Regions from separate parts of the Homo sapiens genome. Here region 2 is linked to region 1. The links are chromatin loops, found by intact Hi-C in ENCODE. Cell type or tissue: PC-9. All regions are shown on one strand. Links, peaks and the distances in the headings refer to the core of each region. The heading gives the core; the rest is flanking DNA.

The links. Peaks named below come from ENCODE experiments on the same cell type or tissue, not always from the same donor. Only the 100,000 strongest peaks of a DNase experiment are listed, where the experiment ranks them.
Region 2: a loop joins it to region 1, with 5 times the contacts of the local background. A loop is called at or near these places in 2 of 110 quality-filtered maps.

Annotation. Positions count from the first base shown.
Region 1 is chr9:95,377,875-95,387,902 of GRCh38, forward strand. It overlaps LOC105376156 (a long non-coding RNA gene), which reads right to left. Exons shown (of 3, transcript NR_188614.1): 3 at 8,621-10,028. Among named protein-coding and RNA genes, the nearest start is that of FANCC, 65 kb to the left of the region's middle. In PC-9, for the core only: no CTCF peak of the experiment used is centred there; DNase peaks (open chromatin) are centred at 3,467 and 5,597; H3K4me3 peaks cover 1,256 bases; H3K27ac peaks cover 5,924 bases.
Region 2 is chr9:95,428,783-95,438,810 of GRCh38, forward strand. No RefSeq gene overlaps it. Among named protein-coding and RNA genes, the nearest start is that of PTCH1, 75 kb to the right of the region's middle. RefSeq lists enhancers at 5,049-5,621, 5,622-6,193. In PC-9, for the core only: a CTCF peak has its summit at 5,755; a DNase peak (open chromatin) is centred at 5,639; H3K4me3 peaks cover 998 bases; H3K27ac peaks cover 1,805 bases.

The DNA.
Region 1 (10,028 bases), core at 994-8,993:
ATCTAAATATTTTCATCAGTCTCTTCAGCCCTTTTGTGACTTTTAAAAAGTGGATTGTTTATATTCTTATTACTGGGTTTTGAGGGAGTTCTTTTTATATTCTGGATAAGTCCTTTATCAGATATGTAATTTGCAAATATTTTCTTCCAGCTGTGGCTTGTCTTTTCATTCTCTTAACGTGTTGTTTGAAGAGCAGAAGTTTTTAATTTGATGGAGTCTAACTTAACAATTTTTAAAAATAAATTGTGCTTTTGTTATTCTAAAAAAGCTCTAACTCAAAGTTTCAAAGATTTTCTTCTATGTATTCTCCTAGAAGATTTATAGTTTTAGGATTTATATTTATGGCTATGATTCATTTTGAGTTAATATTTATATATTGTGTGAGACATGGATTAATTTTTTTTTACATATGCATATTCATTTGTTCTAGCACCATTTGTGGAAAAAGCAATCCTTGCTTATGGAATCACTTTTGCTCTTTTGTTGAAAGCCCACTGGCCATGTATATCTGGGTCTGCTTCTGCTTTCTGTTTTCGCTCATTTATTTGTCTATCTTTATGCTAATAAGACACTGTCTTCATTACTATAGCTTTATGAATATGAGTTATTTACTTTGTCCTTGTTTTTCAATGTTGTTTTGGCTATTCTAGGTATTTTGCATTTCCGTAGGGATTCTATAATCCCCTTATCAATTTGAACATAAAAATCTAGTCTTCCTGGATTTGATGGATTGCATTGAATTTATAGATCAATTTGGGGATAATTGGCATCTTAACAATATTCTGTTTTCCAATCTATAAACATAGGATATCTCTGTATTTATTTAGGTTTATTTAATTTTCTTTATAATTTTCTTTTTATTTTATTAGAGACAAGGTATTGCTCTGTTGCCCAGGCTGGAGTGCCATGGTGCAATGTAAGCTTGGACTCCTGGGCTCAAGTGATCCTCCCGCCTCTGCCTCCCAAGTAGCTAGGGCTATAGGAATGCACCACCACACCAGCTAATTTTTTCTTTTTTGTAGAGAAGAGGTCTTGCTATTTTGCTTAGGCTGGTCTCGAACTCCTGGGATCAAGTGATCTTCCCACCTTGGCTTCCCAAAGAGCTTGGATTACAGGTGTGAGCTACCATGCTTGGGCTATTTTTACTTTTTTAGAGATGGGGTCTCTTTCTGTTCCCCAGGCTTGAGTATAGTGGCACAATCATAGCTTGCTTTCTGTGGTCATGAACTCCAGGACTCAAGTGATCTTCCCACCTCAGCCTCCCAAGTAGCTGGGATTACAGGTGCATGTCACCATGCCCAGCTAATTTATTTATTTTACTTTTTTAGAGTGAGGGTCTTGCTACGTTGGCTAGGCTAGTCTTGAACTCCTGGTGTCAAGCGATCCTCCTGCCTCAACTTCTGAGTAACTGGGATTACAGGTGTGAGCCATTATTCCTGTGGCTTTTTTTTTTGGGATAGGGTCTCACCCTGTCGCCTAGCCTAGGCTGAAATGCAGTGGCACAATCTTGGCTCACTGCAACCTCTGCTTCCCAGGTTCAAGCAATTCTCGTGCCTCAGCCTTCTGAGTAACTGGGATTACAGGCGCACACCACCACACCTTGCCGATTTTTGTATTTTTAGTAGACATGGGGTTTCGCCATGTTGATCAGGCTGGTCTTGAACTCCTGACCTCAACTTATCCACCAGCCTTAGCCTCCCAAAGTGCTGGGATTATAGGCATGAGCCACTGTGCCCAGCCCTGTGGCTTCTCTTAACAATGTTTCATAGTTTTCAGCCTCCAGGTCTCATAAATCTTTGGTGTAGTGATATATCTATATTTGCAATATATTCAGATAATAACAAAATGTTGATTGAAAAAAAGACAAGTAGATATAGGATGTGATGTTACGCCAGCTAAGAAAAAGCTTAGATATGGGCAGAGTGGGCGGTTTTTTCCATTGGGGCAGTAGAGGGCACCTGCCACCTTTTCTCTCATTTGCTCTGCGTCTCTTCTTTTTGGAGGAACAGAGCCAGTAATGGAACCAGAAAGAGTGAATTGCCCGAGTCACTGCTGGTGGGTCCCTCACACTCCATCTATGCACTTCAGATGGAATGGAGCCATCCTGTCACAATAAATGGGCTCACGGTTGTTTACTGGGCCCAAGCCAGGCCAATGAGCCTCATTACAATGAGGATGCGATGTTTTCCTTTTGAAGGGATTAGCTACTATGGGGAGGATATCTTAAGCCCAGAGCTGTGGAAGGCTACTTTTGTCGTCTTTTATTGAACCTGCCTGTCAAATCTAGAGAACTCCATCAGATTAGGTAATTATGGAATGCAGTTTGTGGTAACCAGCCTCCAATATCACCTTGGAGTTGTCTCTTGGATAGTGCTCCAAGATAGTTACCCCCAGTGATTCTTGCCACCTTCTAGTCATCTTTGTTGAACCCCGTTTGTGTGTGTGTGTGGTTTTTTTTTAGATGGAGTCTTGCTTTGTCGCCAGGCTGGAGTGCAGTGGCGTGATCTCGGCTCACTGCAACCTCCACCTCCCGGGTTCAAGCGATTCTTCTGTCTCAGCCTCCCAAGTAGCTGGGACTACAGGTGCCCGCCACCATGCCCAGATAATTTTTGTATTTTTAGTAGAGACAGAGTTTCACCATGTTGGCCAGGATGGTCTCCATCTCTTGACCTTGTGATCCGCCCGCCTCAGCCTCCTGAAGTGCTGGGATTACAGGAGTGAGCCACCGTGGTCGGCTCCCTTTGTTGTTTTTTGTTTTTTTTCTTTGAGACAGAGTCTTGCTCTGTCACCCAGTCTGGAGTACAATAGTGCAATCTCAGCTCATTGCAACCTCTGTAACCTCTGCCTCCCAGGTGCAAGTGATCCTCATGCCTCAGCCTCCCAAGTAGCTGGGACTACAGGTATGCACCACCAAACCCGGCTAATTTTTGTATTTTTAGTAGAGATGGGGTTTCACCATGTTTGCCAGGCTGGTCTTGAACTCCTGACCTTAGGTGATCTGCCTACCTTGGCCCCCCAAAGTGCTGGGATTATAGGCGTGAGGCATTGTGCCCAGCCCCACTTCCCACTTTGAACAGGACTGATCAATGTAGGCAATGGGATATTGCAGAAATGATGGCATTCGATTCCCAAAGGTAGGTCATGAAAGATATTGCAGCTTCTACTCTGCCCTCTCTTGGAACACATGCTCCGGGGGAAGCCAGCTGCACATCACAAGGACATCAATGCACTTAATGTGAGTTGCTCCCTGTGTGAGGTGGAACTGGAGCGCCCACCAACATGTGTTTGAGCTGCTCTCTAGCCTGGCCAAGCCTTCCCATGGCTGCCTCTCAGCCAACATGTTTCTTGCAACCTCATGAGAGACCTTAGCACCAAGCTCATCTGCTCCCAAATTCCTGACTTGCAGAAACTGTCTGAGGTAATAAAGGTTGATCGTTGCTTAAAGCCACAAAGTTTTGAGGTGACTTGTTACATGCAATAGATAACGAATACGTGGTCTAATATAGCTCACTCCGATTTGCCCCAGCTTAAGACAATCCATTTTTTCTTAACTCTCCTTGTTTTTATTTTCTCAATGACTCAGCTCCTTCTGGGCCAGAGTCCCTTGAGAGATTGCCTGTCCTCAGTGATTGACCACACTCTGTTCCTCGCCCGAGCCCTGCTGCCGGAAAGCCCCCTTGGCCACAGTCATATTAAGACATGATCCTTAGGTTTCCTCCTCACAGACACCACACCTGATTCTATAGTCCTTGGCTTATTTCCATGCTCTCATTGGAGCTTTTTCCTCCCTGCAAAGTTCCTCTTTCCCCAAGTAGCTCCACTCCTTGCATTGCACTTTTCTTGTATTTTCCATTCTTTTTTCTCTACCTCTCTCGCTCTCTCTTCTTCTCTTATAATCATAGAATTTTCCAAATATGTCACTCCCTAAATGTGTCTACTTTTTCACAATACTGGTGACTTTGTCTGTGCCGTGTGTTACACTCATTGGTCCATTCATTCATTTAACAAGTACTTCTTATGTTCCTGCCACGTGCTAGGCACTAGGCTAAGTGCTGGAATACTTCTGCCTGGAACACCCTCGCCTCCGAATGCCCTCTTTCTCCACCTGAGCTTCCACCCAAGTGAATTCATCTGACTTTTATTATGGGCTCATTCAAGGTCAGACACCGCGCTAGACATGCTTTAAACCTCAACTCAAATCACAATTTCTTATAAGACTTCCTTTTTCCTCCAGCCAGAGTTAATTGCTCCCACCACACTCTATATTGGCATTCCCATAATGTTTTGTTTGTTCATTTGTGTATTCATTCATTATTTCATGGGCATTTTTGAGAGTCTGCTATATGCCTGACACCATGTTAGGAGCTGGGAAAGCATGGTGTGAGGTAAGTGCCAACAGACATTTGTACCTAATGCAATGGAAACTCCAAGGTAGAGAAACTAATTGCATGTTGTAATTATTTCCCTTGGTCCCCGTGTTCTTCACAGACCTTGAGCTACCTGAAAGCATGGATTACCTCTTCTGGTTATTCCCACAACCTAGCACAGCCTCTAGCGCACGGAAGGTACTTAATAAAGATTTGTTGTGTGTTTGAAGCTCAGTACATGCTATTTGACAAATTGGGAGCCAACCTGCGTTGGATCATCAAACAGCCACAGGAAAGTAATTATCTCCCTGGGCCATCACATTTTGGTTTTTATCTTTTCTCCAAGTTGATTTAAAACAAAAGCTCATCTACAACTTAATTACATTTCAGCCCCTCTGGCCTGGTCAGGTTGGCAACATGCCAAACCCACAGGTGGAGTCATAGGAGCCGGTGGGTAGGTAGGAAGCGGCGGCTCGAGAATATTGGGCGCTTAGAGAGAAGTGAAGGAGGAAAATAAACTGCTGGAAGACGAGTTCGAGGTCAAATACAAGGAGGGCCACCTTTAAATTTTTTTTTCCTCTGGGACGGAGTCTTGCTGTGTTGCTCAGGCTGGAGTGCAGTGGCGTGATCTCAGCTCACTGCAACCTCCGCCTCCTGGGTTCAAGCAGTTCTCCTGCCTCAGCCTCCCAAGTAGCTGTGATTACAGGCATGCGCCACCACACCCAGCTAATTTTTGTAGTTTTAGTAGAGACGGGGTTTCACCATGTTGGCCAGGCTGGTCTCAAACTCCTGACCTCGTGATCCACCCGCCTCAGCCTCCCAAAGTGCTGGGATTACAGGCATGAGCCACCACACCCAGCCAACAACATTCTAAATTTCTATAGGGCCAGCCAGCCCTGATAAAAGCTCAACAAATTAGTTTTAGCCTGCAGTCGGAAAATAAGCAAAGGATCTTAGATGAGCTAAAGGCTAAAACCAGAAAATACCTGAATAACATTGACAGCTTTGCCCAACCCTGTTTACGAGCTGCTGGCCTGCTGTTTGCATCCTTGCCAGCTGCAGACTTGCGTGGCTGAGAAATGCAGTCAAAGTTGGTGAAATGACTTGCAGATTTTACACCTAACAATGAAAAAATTTATTTACATAAAATAGGATCTGCTGAGGGGACTCTCGTGAATTAGTTTCGGGGTAGCTTGTGGTTTCTCCACAGGTTGCCAGTTACCCTGGTGGTTCAGCGAGGCTTTTTTGTAGGCAGAATAATTCATTCCAAAAAACGAGATGATGAGATAAGAGTATGCTCTGAGATATTTCACTGTTTGGAAGACTTGCATTCCAATGTGGATAGTAAGCTAATTTGCTTATCTTAATCCCATCTTTGGATTGACTAGCATTTCAAAATGATAACGTGTTCTGGAATCTCAGACCTCCCTTTGGAAGTGTTCAGGCAAAGCAGCTTGGTTAGATTCCTTTAATGTCACTGCCACTTTGCTAAAAACCAATAAAATCCTGCTATAATAAATATGATACTATAGAAATCTCCATGTCACAGTAGTCTCACATCACAGCATTGACCCATTTATTTTTCCCAATTGTATATGAGAAAAAAATTGTTTCACCAACAAAATAATTACATAGATTGTAATTCAGAAGTTACTTCCAGATTTCCTAATTTGGTATGGGCAAGTTTATTTTACTAAAATGGTTTGCAATAGACACGGTTTCATTTAAGCTAAGTTGACTTTCTGGTTACTTGTATTCTTGGATGATTCCTCTGGGGGACTGAGGTGCCCCTGGCAATGCCAGTGAAGAAGGCAACACAGACTGAACTTTTTCCCCCTGTCCTGGCCACTTCTGATTGCTGAACTGAGTGCTCTTGACCAATCTGTGAAGCCAGATGTCCTGGATGCTTGTGAGTTTTAGCCCCTTTTCTATACTTGGGAGATGCCCTGCCTGATCCTGGCTCCCATCTTGGAGGCTGAAGCCTCCATATCTTTGCCTCCCCAGCCTCGCTTGACACCAGGTAAAGGCTTGGCTTACCAGGTTCTGCCCAGCAGTGACAGCAGAGAACCTTTAGTGGCAGGGAACTCAAGGGGCAGTATGGGGGGGTGTCTGACACCCACGGGAAAGGTGGGCACGGGGCAAGAAATGCAGCCTGTGTACAGCACCCATAACACCCGGGTCCTCCTGGAGCAGTTCTGCGGGGCAATCCCAACTATGGTCCCGCCCATGTGGGTGCCCTGCGGGGCTCTCTAGCCTCCATGAACCACCCTATAACCTGTCAGTGAATTTTCTCCTCGCTTAAAGCAGCAGGAGTAAGTTTCAGCTGCTGACATTAAGAGCCCCTGCTGATTCCTTTATTTCATGTTCTAGTCTTCTCTTTTATCTCCAGTCCTTTTCTTGACACCACTGTTCCATGTCCCCCTCCACCAGAACAAAACATTTAACTTCCACTCCAGTCTTTGTCCACTGGTGCTGCTGTAACAAAATACCATAGACTGAGCCATTTATAAAGAACAGAAATGTAAGGCCGGGTGCGGTGGCTCACACCTGTAATCCCAGCACTTTGGGAGGCTGAGGCAGGCAGATCACAAGGTCAGGAGATCGAGACCATCCTGGCTAACACGGTGAAGCCCCGTCTCTACTAAAAATACAAAAAATTAGCTGGGCATGGCAGCGTGCGCCTGTAGTCCCAGCTGCTGGGGAGGCTGAGGCAGGAGAATGGCATGAACCCGGGAGGTGGAGCTTGCAGTGAGCCGAGATGGCGCCATTGCACTCCAGCCTGAGGGACAGAGCGAGACTCCGTCTCAAAAAAAAAAAAAAAAAAAAAGAACAGAAATGTATATTCTCCCAGGTCTGGAGTCTGGGAAGTCCAAGATCAAGGCACCCACAGGTCCAGTGTCTGTGAGGGGTGCTCTCTGCTCCCAAGATTGTGCCTTGAGTGCTGTGTCCTCACACGGCAGAAAGTGGACGGGCAAAAAAGGGGCAAATGCTGTGTGATGTTTCTTTTATAAAGGCCTTCACCCTAGTCACTAGAGCTCTGCCTTCATGACTTAGTCACCTCTGAAAAGCCCCTTCTTTTAATACTATCACAGTGGTGATTAAGTTTCAACACTTGAGTTTTGGGGGGTACATAAACACTCAAACCGTCATCACTCCCAATACCCAGGCAAACGCTAAGTCATGTTACATTCACTTGTTCAGCTAACAACTATTTATGAAGCTCACCCTCTGTACCGGACAGCATGTAACACTGGGGAAGTAACAGTGAGTTCCCTGTGGTCCTAGGTCCCAGGATATCATTGTCTAGTGTCCACATACCAGGTACTAAAATGCACACGGTATCCTGCACCACAGAAGAGGAGAGTCATTTATTGACCCTGTCCTCTTGTTCTCATTCTCGTTCCTGACAGACTTGCAAAGCCCTCCTGCCTTAGAATTCCTCAGAGTGGGACAAGACCAGCTGCCACCGCCACAGGACTGGGGAGTTTGCCAGAAAAGCACATTTTCAGGCCCCAGCCCACACCTACTGGATTTGAATCTCTGGGGCGGGAGCCTGGGAATCCATGTGAAGCAGCTCTCTAAGGGATTCTCACCCACCCTACAGCTGAGAAGCACTGCTGTAATGGGCCTTCCAAACTCCAGTTTTCTTTTTTAAGCCATTATTTCCCTAACACATGGTTCTGATAATGCCGCTGCATTGAGAAGAAATCACCAATGTGCCACTGTACATTGAGTAACTTCCGTCCTTTCTGTGCTTCTTTCTTGTTGCGAGGAGCAGAGACCCATTCAGGTTGCTGACACGCGGGAGTTTATTGTAGGTGTAACTAAAGCACCTTCTCCTGACCACCCAGGCAAGGTGTCCTGACATTCCTGTTTAGCCCCAGGGTGTGTCTAGCTTTCTCCATGGGGTTACATGTTTCTAGGAGAGTTACTGGAGAGGTATTTTCAGTACCAGGAAAACATGGAAAATTGGGAAAAATAACAAACAGCTTCACCAACCAGGTCCCATGGACACCCTGAGGAACCAGAGGTTCAGGCGCTAATGAGATTTTCCTGCTGCCTCCTCATCAGCAGGCAGCTCTGCTCTCTACTTTCCTGCTCTACCTCTAAAAACAACAACATATCATTCGTTTTATTTTGCATCAAAGGCAATTTTCCAGGCTGTTGAGGATTTTAGGGAGCATTAGGGGCTGCATCTATTATTAATACCTTTTAAACATTTCTCCCCAGATTTATAAGATTTGCACTTATGATATTTTTCAGAGCAGTTCTTTATTTCAGAAGAATCGAGCAGATAGAGTTCCCAGCCCAGCCCCACCATCTTGCTTCCCTGTTATAAACACCTTACATTGTATGGTACATTTGTTACAATTAATAAGCCAATATTGATATATTATTAGCAACCAAAGTCCATCGTTTATTCTGATTCTCTTAGTTTTTTTTTTAAACCTAGTATCTCTTTTCTGTTCCAGGACCCCATCCAGGATACCACAGGACATTTAGTTGTTCTGTCTCTTTGGGTTCCTATTGATTGTGACGGACCAAGCCTGTCCAATCCTCTGCCCATGGGCCACATGTGGCCCAAGACAGCTTGGAATGTGGCCCAACACAAATTCGTAAACTCTCTTAAAACATTATGAGATTGATGCACGGACCTTTTTTATTTTTTAGCTCACCAGCTATCCTGAGTGTTAGCATATTTTATGTGTGGCCCAAGACAATTCATCTTCTTCCAGTGTGGCCCAGGGAAGCCAAAAGATTGGACACCCCGTGACAGACTTTCCTTTTTTCTGATGACCTTGACAGTTTTGAGGAGTGCTAGGGAGGTGTATTGTAGGATGCTCCTCTCCTGGAATTTGTTTGATGATTTTTACATGACTGGACACGGGTTATAGATTTTGGGGAGGAAGGTCACAGAATGAAAGTGCCATATCAAGGGGACACTCTAGCAACATGAATTATGTTTTTTTTTTCTTTTTTTGAGATGGAGTCTCCACTCTGTCACCCAGGTTGGAGTGCAGTGGCACGAACTTGGCTCATTGAAATCTCTGCCTCCCAGGTTCAAGCGAGTCTTGAACCTGCCTCAGTCTCCCAAGTAGCTTTAATTATAGGTGTGTGCCACCACTCGGGGCTAATTTTTTAATTTTTAGTAGAGACGGGGTTTCACTATGTTGGCCAGGCTAGTCTCGAACTCCTGGCCTCAAGTGGGCTGCTTGCCTCGGCCTCCCAAAGTGCTGGGATGACAGGCATGAGCCACTGTGCCTGGCCCATTTATGACTGTTGATGAGGACCTCGATCACCTGAATGGTGCAGGTGATTGGAATGTTACTCTTTTTTTCCTTTTTTCCATCCTGTACTCTTGAGCAGAAAGTGACTATGTGTAGCCCACACTTAGGAGTGGGGAGCTATGCTTTATCTCTCTCAGTGTGCAGCATCTACATACATTATTTGGAATTCTTCTGCCTGGAAGGTTTGTTTCTTCTCCATTTATTAATTTATTCAACAATTTATTTATGTCAGTATGGGATCATGAACAGCTGTAGTATGCTTTGGGTTATAATTAAATATCACTTTATTTATTCCTTGCTGTCATTGTTCCAGCATTGGCCATTAGAAGCCTTGCAGTTGTCTCTGCGCCCCTCTGACATAGCTCCACCAATG
Region 2 (10,028 bases), core at 890-8,889, 51 kb after region 1:
AAGTTGTACAATTGTGTCGGAAAAATCCATTTGTTTGGATTTATAAATTTTGGAGTTCTGCACCATGTACCTGAAACTTTGCTATTAGGGATGGATATGGTTTGGATCTGTGTCCCTGCCCAAATCTCATGTTGAACTGTAATCCCCCATGTTGGAGGAAGGGCCTGGTGGGAGGTGATTGGATCATGGGGACAGATTTCTCCCTTGCCGTTTTCATGGTAGTGGGTTCTCATGAGATCTAGTTTTTAAAAGTGTGTGGCACTTTCCCCTTTGCTTTCTTTCTCCTTCTCCAGCCATGTGAAGATGTGCCTCCCCTTCCACCATGATCGTAAGTTTCCTGAGGCCTCCCCAGCCATGCCTCCTGTTCAGTCTGTGGAACAGTGAGTCAAGTTTTTCTTTATGAAGAAAGAAGTTTTTCTTTCTTCCTAAATTACCCGGTCTCACATAGTTCTTTATAGCAGTGCGAGAACTGACTAATACAGGGACATTTGCCCGGAATGTGAATTTGGTTCCCTTGAGAGCCTTTAAACTGTTTATTTCCAGGTTCCTCCCGGTGTGAAGGAGCATCACTGACTCATGCAGGTCTTTCTTCATTCAGGAACTGGCCCTCCATGGCTGTCGCAGCTCCTTCGAGAACGCCGTGCTGCGGCACTCATGTGCCTGCCCAGAAGCTGCCCAAGTTTGTTCACTGGGGCTTATTTAGGAATTTTGGGGTGTGGGGCTGATAGACTAGGACACAAAGAAAAGACCCGAGGAAGGCAGGGTTTTCACTACAGGTACTTTCTATTATCATGGCCATAGATTTTGTTTTGTTTTTTTCCAAGTGCCTCCTACGTTTCCAGGGGTTCCTGAGACCACTGGACTGAATTGCCCAGTCACTGCTTTGTAGACATCCATAAACAGAAGCATTTTAACATGGCTGGCTCGGGAAGAAAAGTGGATTGTACACACTGCAGCCTTCCCAATCCTGAGGTGATGCAGATGGGCTGGAGACAAAAACTGATCATTTTCATTTCCTCCCGTATGGACTGTTTCAGAATATTCTGCAGCTGATGACAAGAATGGAAACTGTGGATATAGCCAGTAAATGTATACTTAGAAGAGACCAGAAATACTTGCAAGAAAGAGGCCTGCTATGATGTGAGTTGTGTCCCCCCAGATCACATGTTAAGCCTAATCACCAGTGTGATGGTATTGGGAGGTAAGACCTTTGGGAGGGCCTCATGAATGAGATTAGTGCCCTCATAAAAGAGGCCCTGAAGAGCTGCCTTGCCCCATCCACCTTACAAAGGTGCATTGAGAGGGGGCCATCTATGAGTCAGGAAGCAGGCCCTCACCAGACACTGAACCTGCCGGCACCTTGATCTTGGACTTCTGAGCCTCCAGAACCGTGAGAAATGAATGTCTTTGTTTAGAAGCTACCCAGTTTGTGGTATTTTGTTATAGCAGTGCAAACAGACTGAGACAAGCCCCCAATGTGGCAAGGGAAGAAAGGCCATTCCAGATCGTGGGATGAAGTGCACTCTGGGGGTCAAGAGCACGACCTGGGTTTGAATCCTGACTTTGCTCCTTCATGGCAGAAGGATCTTGAGTATATTACTGCCGTGGATTGGTACTCTATGTCCATTCATCTTGTATCTCAGAGATGAGAAACTGAAAACATTTTCCAGACTCCCTTGCAGCTAGGGGTTAGGACCTAGTGTTTAGGTCCTACACATTTGGTGTGGTCAGAGAAAGCAGAACGCAGAAATGAGTACGAGGCCATTTTTGTGTTGTTACTGGTATTTCTCCTGGGAAGCATGGTTTTGGTGGCTTGGTTCAGGAGTTGTCAAGGACTTTCCAGTTTGACTGGTGGCTTCTTGATCTTAAAAGAGGCAGAAACCCTCTTGGTGGTCTGCCTCTGTGGTATTGGCATTGCTTCTGAAAGCTCATCCCACAGTTTTCCCTCCAGCCTTCTCAATAATTCTGTAAACCATTCATTACCTTGTAATAAATATTTTTGCTTAAACTAGGGAGAGTGAAATCTGTTCCCTGTAATGGAATCCTGACCAACAGAGTTCCTTAACCTGTCTGTGATCTGTGATGGTGACAGCTTCTGATGTGTTGCCTGGGCTAGGCTCAGCTACAGACCCCAGCATTCTCTTTTGAGTATGTTTCTGGTTAGGGTGGGCTACAAGAGATTTTCTTTTTGGAGAATTGGAGGATAGAAGGGAAGCAGTGGCCATTTTGTAGCATGCATGCACCTTCTCCCAGGTATTCCCTCAAGCACTAATGTGGGTACTGCTGTGAAGGTATTTTACAGATGTGATGAAAGTCCCAGATCAATCCCCTTCAAGCTGATCAAAAACGAGGTTATTATAGGTGAGCCTGACCTAATCAGTTTGAAGACCTTTAAAATAAGGTATAGGCTTTCCTATGTTTAGAGATGGTATATGAATAAGAGGCTTCAGCTCATGCCTATGGGGCTCCAGCCTGCTCATGATCTCCCCTTCCTGACTGTCTGTCCTGAGGACAACCCCAGACTTGCATAAGCCAGTGTTTTTGGTAATTAATCTATCTATTTATCTATCATCTATCTATCTATCTATCTATCTATCTATCTATCTATCTATCCCTCTATTATCTATCACCTATCTTTCATCTATCTATCTATCTGTCTATCTATCGTCTATCAATCATCTATCATCTATCAGTCTATCATCTATCAATGATCTATTATATATCATCTATCAATCATCTATCATCTATCTGTTGTCTATCAGTCATCTATCATCTATCATCTATCAATCATCTATTATCTATCATCTATCAATCTTCTATCATCTGTTATCTAACTATCTATCTATCATCTATCTATCTATCATCTATATGTCTGTCTGTCTATCTATTTCTCATCTCTTCTATTGGCTCTGCTTCTCTGGTTGAACCCTACCTGATACCCTCTCTGAGCCTCAGCTTCTTCGACTGCAAATTGGCACTTCATGTCTGGCACACAGGCCTGCTCTAAAAGTTACATAGAGAATAAATGTAAAGCACAGTCCTTGGCAAAGACGTCAAATCTATTTTGGACACTATCTCTGCTCTCATCCTCTCCTAAACTTTCATTCTTAGGTTGGCAGGTGACTACAGCCCTGCCAGAAAGGTCATCTCAGAAACCAGTCCCTCCTGCCACAGAAATATCAAAATGGCCCTGCCAGCCCACAGTGATCCTTCCTGCCTCTGAATTTCTAGGCTGTGCTTACCCCTTCCTGAAGCCTGCCCCTGATCTGCCTGTTAGTATTATTTAATAATCTGCGACACAGCATTATGCATCATCTGTTTTCTCCAAGTTCTAAGAAGACTTTTACATATACTGGTTAAGTTGAGTCCTACTCAAATCTTGGCATAAGGTGCACAATAAGCTTTGGAAGCAAAATGTGTGTGTTAATTGGGCTCAAAGGACCCATCCTGCTCCTTCCTTCCTCACCCCAGCCCTCAGAACAGGTGGTGATGGGCGGGGGTGGAACATGGGGTGGACTAAATCCATGGCCACTTCAAAAACAAAATGGAGAATATCTTCGCACTGCTGAAGTGGAAGGTCAAGGGTCGGGTCATTCCTTAGGATGGTCGGTGCTTGGCTTTATTCTCGCCCTGTGCTTTCAGATGCCAAGCACTCCTATTCTTCCTGTGTGCCTCTCTCCTCTTTCAGAGCTGGACGTTCCCAAGGGACTACCCTGGTTCGCCCCCCTGAGCTTGTTTCCCCATGTGAGATGTGTGTGTGTCCATCTCTTTGCATGTGAGTTTAATGTCAGCATGGGCAAGAAGTTCAGTCTAATCTACACGGAACCCAAAAAATCACATTGGGATGCTACCTCATCCCTATTAGGATGGCTAGAATGAACATTCAGATAATCACACATATTGGTGAGGACATGGGGAAATCAGAACACTCTTACACTGCTGGTGATAAGATAAAATGGTGCAGCCACTGCAGAAAAGAGTTTGGTGGCTCCTTAAAAAGCCAAACAGAGACCCAGCAACTCCACTCCTAGGTGTACACCTAAGAAAATGGAAAACAAGTGTTTGAAAAAACCTGTGCACAAATGTTCACGGCAGCATTATTCATAATAGTCAAAAGGCAGACATCATCCACACGTTCATCAACTGATAAAAGATAAACAAAATGTGGATAGCCATACAATGGAATATTATTTGGACATAAAAAGGAATGAAGTGTTGATTTATGCTATCACATGGATGAAACTGGAAAAAACATTATGCTAAGTGAAAGAAACCAGACACAAAGAGATTGCATACTATAAGACTGCATTCATAGGAAACATCCAGAGCAGGGCAGAAAGTAGATTCATGATTGCCTAGGGTTGCACAGGTGAACAGGCACCGGTTGTGGCAGACGGGGCGGGGGGGGTGTGGGGGGGGAGTGGGGGGGGAGTGAGTGCTAAAGGGTATGGAGTTACTTTTGAAGGTAACAAAATTGTCCTAAGATTGCCTATGGTGATGGTTCCACAACTCTGTGAATATAAAAACGATTGAATTATAATATACTTTACATGGGTGAATTGTATGGTATGTGAATGATATCCCAATAAAGCTGTTAAAAGAACAGCAATGAAGAGAGTGGGGACACAATTCTTCAGCAAACACACAAACTCCTTTTTGATGACTTTTAAAATATCTACCTTACATGCAGAGTCCAGATGCTTCCCTAATTTAACTGCTAATTTAACTTCCCTGATTTAACTGCTCATCAGCAGATTACCCACCCCACTCACTGGCCGTCACCTCCTTTGTTTCCTATGAAGAAATAATACGAGCTAAGAATGTAGAACAACGTTCTACAGTAAATACTGTTTGGCACACAGTCAAGAGTCTATAAGCATTTGCTATTTATATTGTTATCATCTGGCAACACGGCCTGGTTTCTGCTGCCTCTTTAGCTACTCCTTCCCTCCCCTTCATGGGCTCCAAATTTTCTCCCTTCCCTCCCTCCCTTCCACCCTCCCTCCTTCCCTTCCCCTTCCCTTCCTTCCTTCCTTCCTTCCTTCCTCTTTTCTTTCTTTCTCTCTGTCGTCCAGGCTGGAGTGCAGTGGCTCGAGCACTGCTCGCTGCAAGCTCCGCCTCCCAGGTTCACGCCATTCTCCTGCCTCAGCCTCCCAAGTAGCTGGGACTACAGGCGCCTGCCACCACGCCCGGCTAATTTCTTTTTGTATTTTTAGTAGAGACGGGGTTTCACCGTGTTAGCCAGGATGGTCTGGATCTCCTGACCTCGTGATCCGCCAGCCTCGGCCTCCCAAAGTGCTGGAATTACAGGCGTGAGCCACCGCGCCCGGCCTATGGGCTCCAGATTTTCTTCCCTCCACTCCCTGAGCTCTGAGCTCCCCACTGTCTCTGTCTGCGCTCTCTTTGGGCCAGGGTTCATCAACCGTGGTTTCTATTCCCATTGATCCCAGGTCGACACCTTCTCCAGCGTTTAAATGCCACCAGCTCAAAACGAAATCTGTCCTCTCTCTGATGCCATCTGCTCCTCCCACTTCCTCATTCCAGCTGCAGGGCTCAGTCTCCTCACAGCTGCTCACCCCGCTGGGAACCTGGCGGTCCTGAGCGCCCTGCCCCTCCACCCACACCCTGACTCAGCACTCTGTCCTCCGGCTGCGGGAGTGCGCTGGCCGATGGCTCAGTTGAATCCTTCTTTGAGAGTTGCACTGTATGGAAGAGAAACGTGTGGCCCAAGATCATGTCTCCTGGTGGCCACCTGCATACAATGACGGGTCAATGTGAGGGCATGAGGCTCTGGCCTCCTTGCCCTAACCTGAGCCAACTCCAAAGGGCATCTCAGCTCCGCATAGCCTCAGCCGCATGACAATTTGACTTCCTCCACTGCGCAGTGCTGCTTCTTCACTCCCCCACAGGCGCTGACTTGGGACCACCCCCGTGTGCTCTTCGCGCACACAACGCTCCCTCTCACAGTCTGCTTCTCATGGAATCCATCCTGCAACACTGTCAATTGCCCTTGACTTTCCCTCTCTTCTCTGAATCATAGTCCAAAGCCTGCAAACATCTTACGAGTCTGTGACTCCCTTATCTGAAGTCCAGAGCCATGACTGAGTTTGGGTCAATCAAGACAAAAAATCTCATTCCAATTGCCCTGAGCACAAAGGCCTGTTAGAAAGGAAAGTTTAGCAGAAATAGATTTAGCTTTGGGTACAGCTTGACCCGGGGTTCAAATGATGTAATCAGAGTTGACTTCTTCCTCTTCCTTCATTTAATCTGTTTTCTGCTGTATTCGCTCCTTTCTCAGAAAAGGCCCCCACCCTCAATTCCCTTAAGGCTACAGATTTTTAGATTAAAGACCCATGGAAAAGCACATTCTATGTTTCAGACAAAGCTTCACAACATGTAACACATTCTGATTGGTCCATGCTCTTATCCTCAAACCAATAACGTTGGCCAAGAGAATGTGATACTCTTATTGGACTGTCTGAGTCACATGAACAACCCTGGACCCTGCGATGAAGGTAGCACTGTCTGAACCAAACAGACTGAGAGTGGGAAATGGGATGGTTCTTCTAGAAGGAAATTAGGTTATGGGGACCTGAATAGTGAGTGGATGTTGGGAAACATGTTTATGAAGAATAACAGGTTGCTTCTTTGTTTCCATTTTGCAACCAATATAAAAAGTTTCTATGATCTTCCCACTTCAACGTTCTCTTTCTGCACTTCTCATCCATCTGGTGGAGCTCTAAATCACAAGTACAATCACGTATCTGTTCAACAGTCTTCGAGAGGGTGTCACTGCTTTGCAAACAGATAACGGCCATTGTCTTCAGTTTAGCATTCAATGTCACCTTCTTCCAGTGCACCTTACATGGGCACTTCTTAACTTTCAGAAGATTAAGAATCTCCTGGAAGGCTAATTGAAACCCAGATTTCTGGGCCTCCAACCCAGAAATTCCGACTTAGTGGGGCTGGGACGGGGCCTATGTGTTTGCATGTCTAGCAATTTCTCACTTGGCACTGAAACTGTCAGTCCTAGAACCACACTCAGAACCACAGCTCATGGGTGGCATCTCTTCCTGCAAAATGGGCTGTTTGTTTTTCAGACACAGCTCTACTTTATTTTATTTTATTTTATTTTATTTTATTGAGACAAAGTCTCTCTCTGTCACTCAAGCTGGAGTGCAGTGGTACGATCTCGGCTCACTGCAACCTCCATCTCCGAGGTTCAAGCGATTCTCCTGTCTCAGCCTCCCAAGTAGCAGGGATTAGAGGTGCGTGCCACCATGCCTGGCTAATTTTTGTATTTTAGTAGAGACGGGGTTTCACCATGTTGATCAGGCTGGCCTCAAACTCCTGACCTTAGGTGATCCACCTGCCTCGGTCCCAAAGTGCTGGGATTACAGGAGCAAGCCACCGCGCCACGCCACCTCTACTGTCTTAACCTCTGGGACTCAGCTCAAGCTCTTCCTTCCTTTTGATAATGCCCTTCCCACAATTTCTATCTGCTGAAATCCTAGCTTTCAAGGCCAAATTCAAATGCCACGTCTTCCAGGACATCTTTTCTGATCTATCCATCCCTTTGAGCCTCATTGTACCTAATATACTCCTTCTTAAAAATAATGCATCGTAGGCTGGGCGTGGTGGCTCACTCCTGTAATCCCAACACTTTGGGAGGCCGAGGCAGGAGGATCACTTGAGCCCAGGAGTTCGATACTGAAACTTAAAGAAGTTTAAGGTTCTTTTTGTCAGGAACTGTCATATTCATCATTTTAGCCTGCACAGAACTTAGCATGGTGCCTGGGGCTAGGCAGGGTGCTATGCTCTGAGCTAGCTTCAGCATGAGCAAGCAGTGGAAGAAACCAGTAGCTCTGGAAACCGTTCCCATCGCGATCCTTTAGCCTGCAAACTCAGGAATCCATGGCTGCCTTTCCCCCTTACTAGCACTGCGATCTCTGGGAAGTCATTTAACCTCATAGAATTTAGCTTTCTCATCTGTGAAATAGGAATAATACTGCAGATGCATTGTAGGGCTCATTTTTAAAAATAACAAATACTGTCCTAAACTGAGAGTACTATGTTCCAGGCTCTCTTCTAGATTTTGGGAATAAGTAGTGGATACAATAGTAAAAAATCCCTGTCTTCCAAGAGCTGACATTATTCTAGCAGCATAAGAAAGAGAAACAAATACATTGGCAAAATATAAAGGATGTTAGATACTGGTAAATGCTGTGGAGAAAATTAAGTAGTAAAGGAAGAGGGGATGTGTTGAGTGGGGTGGGGATTGGATTTGCAACTTTTTTTTTTTTTTTTTTTGAGAAGAAGTCTCGCTCTGTCGCCCAGGCTGTAGTGCAGTGGCGCGATCTCGGCTCAATGCAAGCTCTGCCTCCCGGGTTCACGCCATTCTCCTGCCTCAGCCTCCCGAGTAGCTGGGACTACAGGCACCTGCCACAATGCCTGGCTAATTTTTTGTATTTTTGGTAGAGATGGGGTTTCACCGTGTTAGCCAGGATGGTCTCGATCTCCTGACCTCGTGATCCACCCGCCTTGGCCTCCCAAAGTGCTGGGATTACAGGTGCGCCCTCCCTGGATTTGCAACTTTAAACTGGGTGGTCAGGCAGGGTCCCAATGAAAAGATGATATTTCTACAAAGACCTGAATTTCATAAGGGAATGAACCACGTGTCTGTCTGGGAGACTGATATTACAGGTGCAGGAAAGAATAAGTGCATGCCCTGAGGCCGAACAGTGCCTGGTATGTTTGAGGAATATCAAGAAATAGCAGCGCCTGTCTGTACAGTGGCTAAAAGTGCCTATTTGGTTTGATGTGGAGATACCACGCTCCAGATCAGGGATGGCAAACTCTTTCTTTAAAGGACTTGATAGCAAATGTTTTAGGCTTTATAGGCCATGCGGTTTCTGTTGCAATCACTTAACTCTGCCATTATAGCTCAAAAGCAGGCCTAGACGAGACATAAATAAATAGGCAGAGCTGTGTTGCGCAAACTTTATTTACCAAAACAAGTTGGGTCCAGATTTGGCCTGTGGGCTATAGTTTGTGGACCCTACTCTAAACACATCTATCATGCTCTGATTTTGGACAATGAAAAGGAAATAGTGGAAAACATCAGTACATAAAACAAAGACGCTGCTTTTTAATGATCCATCTTTCTACTTTCACTTTAGAACACCGCCTTTCTCATTAAAATCACTTGGGTGGTGTAGTGAGAAATGCCTGCCCTTGCCTCAATTCTTCTGACTTCTTCTAACTCAAGTGTGGCCCTTTCCTCTGTTCTTCTGAGTTCACCTCCATAATTCTTTATTTCTCATCCTCGCTGCCCTGCCCCATGTCTTTCTCATCTTTTGTATTTCCTCCTGCATCTTCGCGCTCTTTCCTGCTCATTTCTAGTCTCTGCCAACATCTTATTTATTGGGTTCATCTAGTGAGAGAAGCTATAGCATGGCACATATTAAGCAGGAAACGGTGGCTTTGGTTATCGGTATTACTGCTACCCAAGATGGGGTCCAACCATCAGTGTTTTTATCATGGACAGATTTCTATTGGCATTGCTGCTGAGGGGGAGTGTCTTGGTGGAGTCAGGGAGAGAGGACAAGCCTTAGGGAGAGGGAGCGAGAGTAGAGAGGAGGGAATTCAGAAGGGGTCAAAGGTGACAGGTCAGGACTGCCTATGCATGTGGATGTGTTTGGGCAACCGTGTGCATGCATGAAGTATGTTTTACAGCCCAAAGTGGATACTTTACAGCCCAAAGTGGATTCTCAGCAGCAGAAGAATAATTCATATATTCAGGCTTCCTTCCGTACTTACACTTTGAAAATCCCACCTTAATTGTGTGTGCCTTATGATTACAGACCATTAGAGACCATTGGTAAATGAACTATGCAATTTCAATTGTGAAATGCACACTCTCTTGTGAAATGCAAACCTGGTTTCACATATTAATTGCTTCTAATTAAGGAGGAACATTTTGGCCAATTAGCTTTTGGAATTTAAGTGGAATCAGAAGGATAATTCAG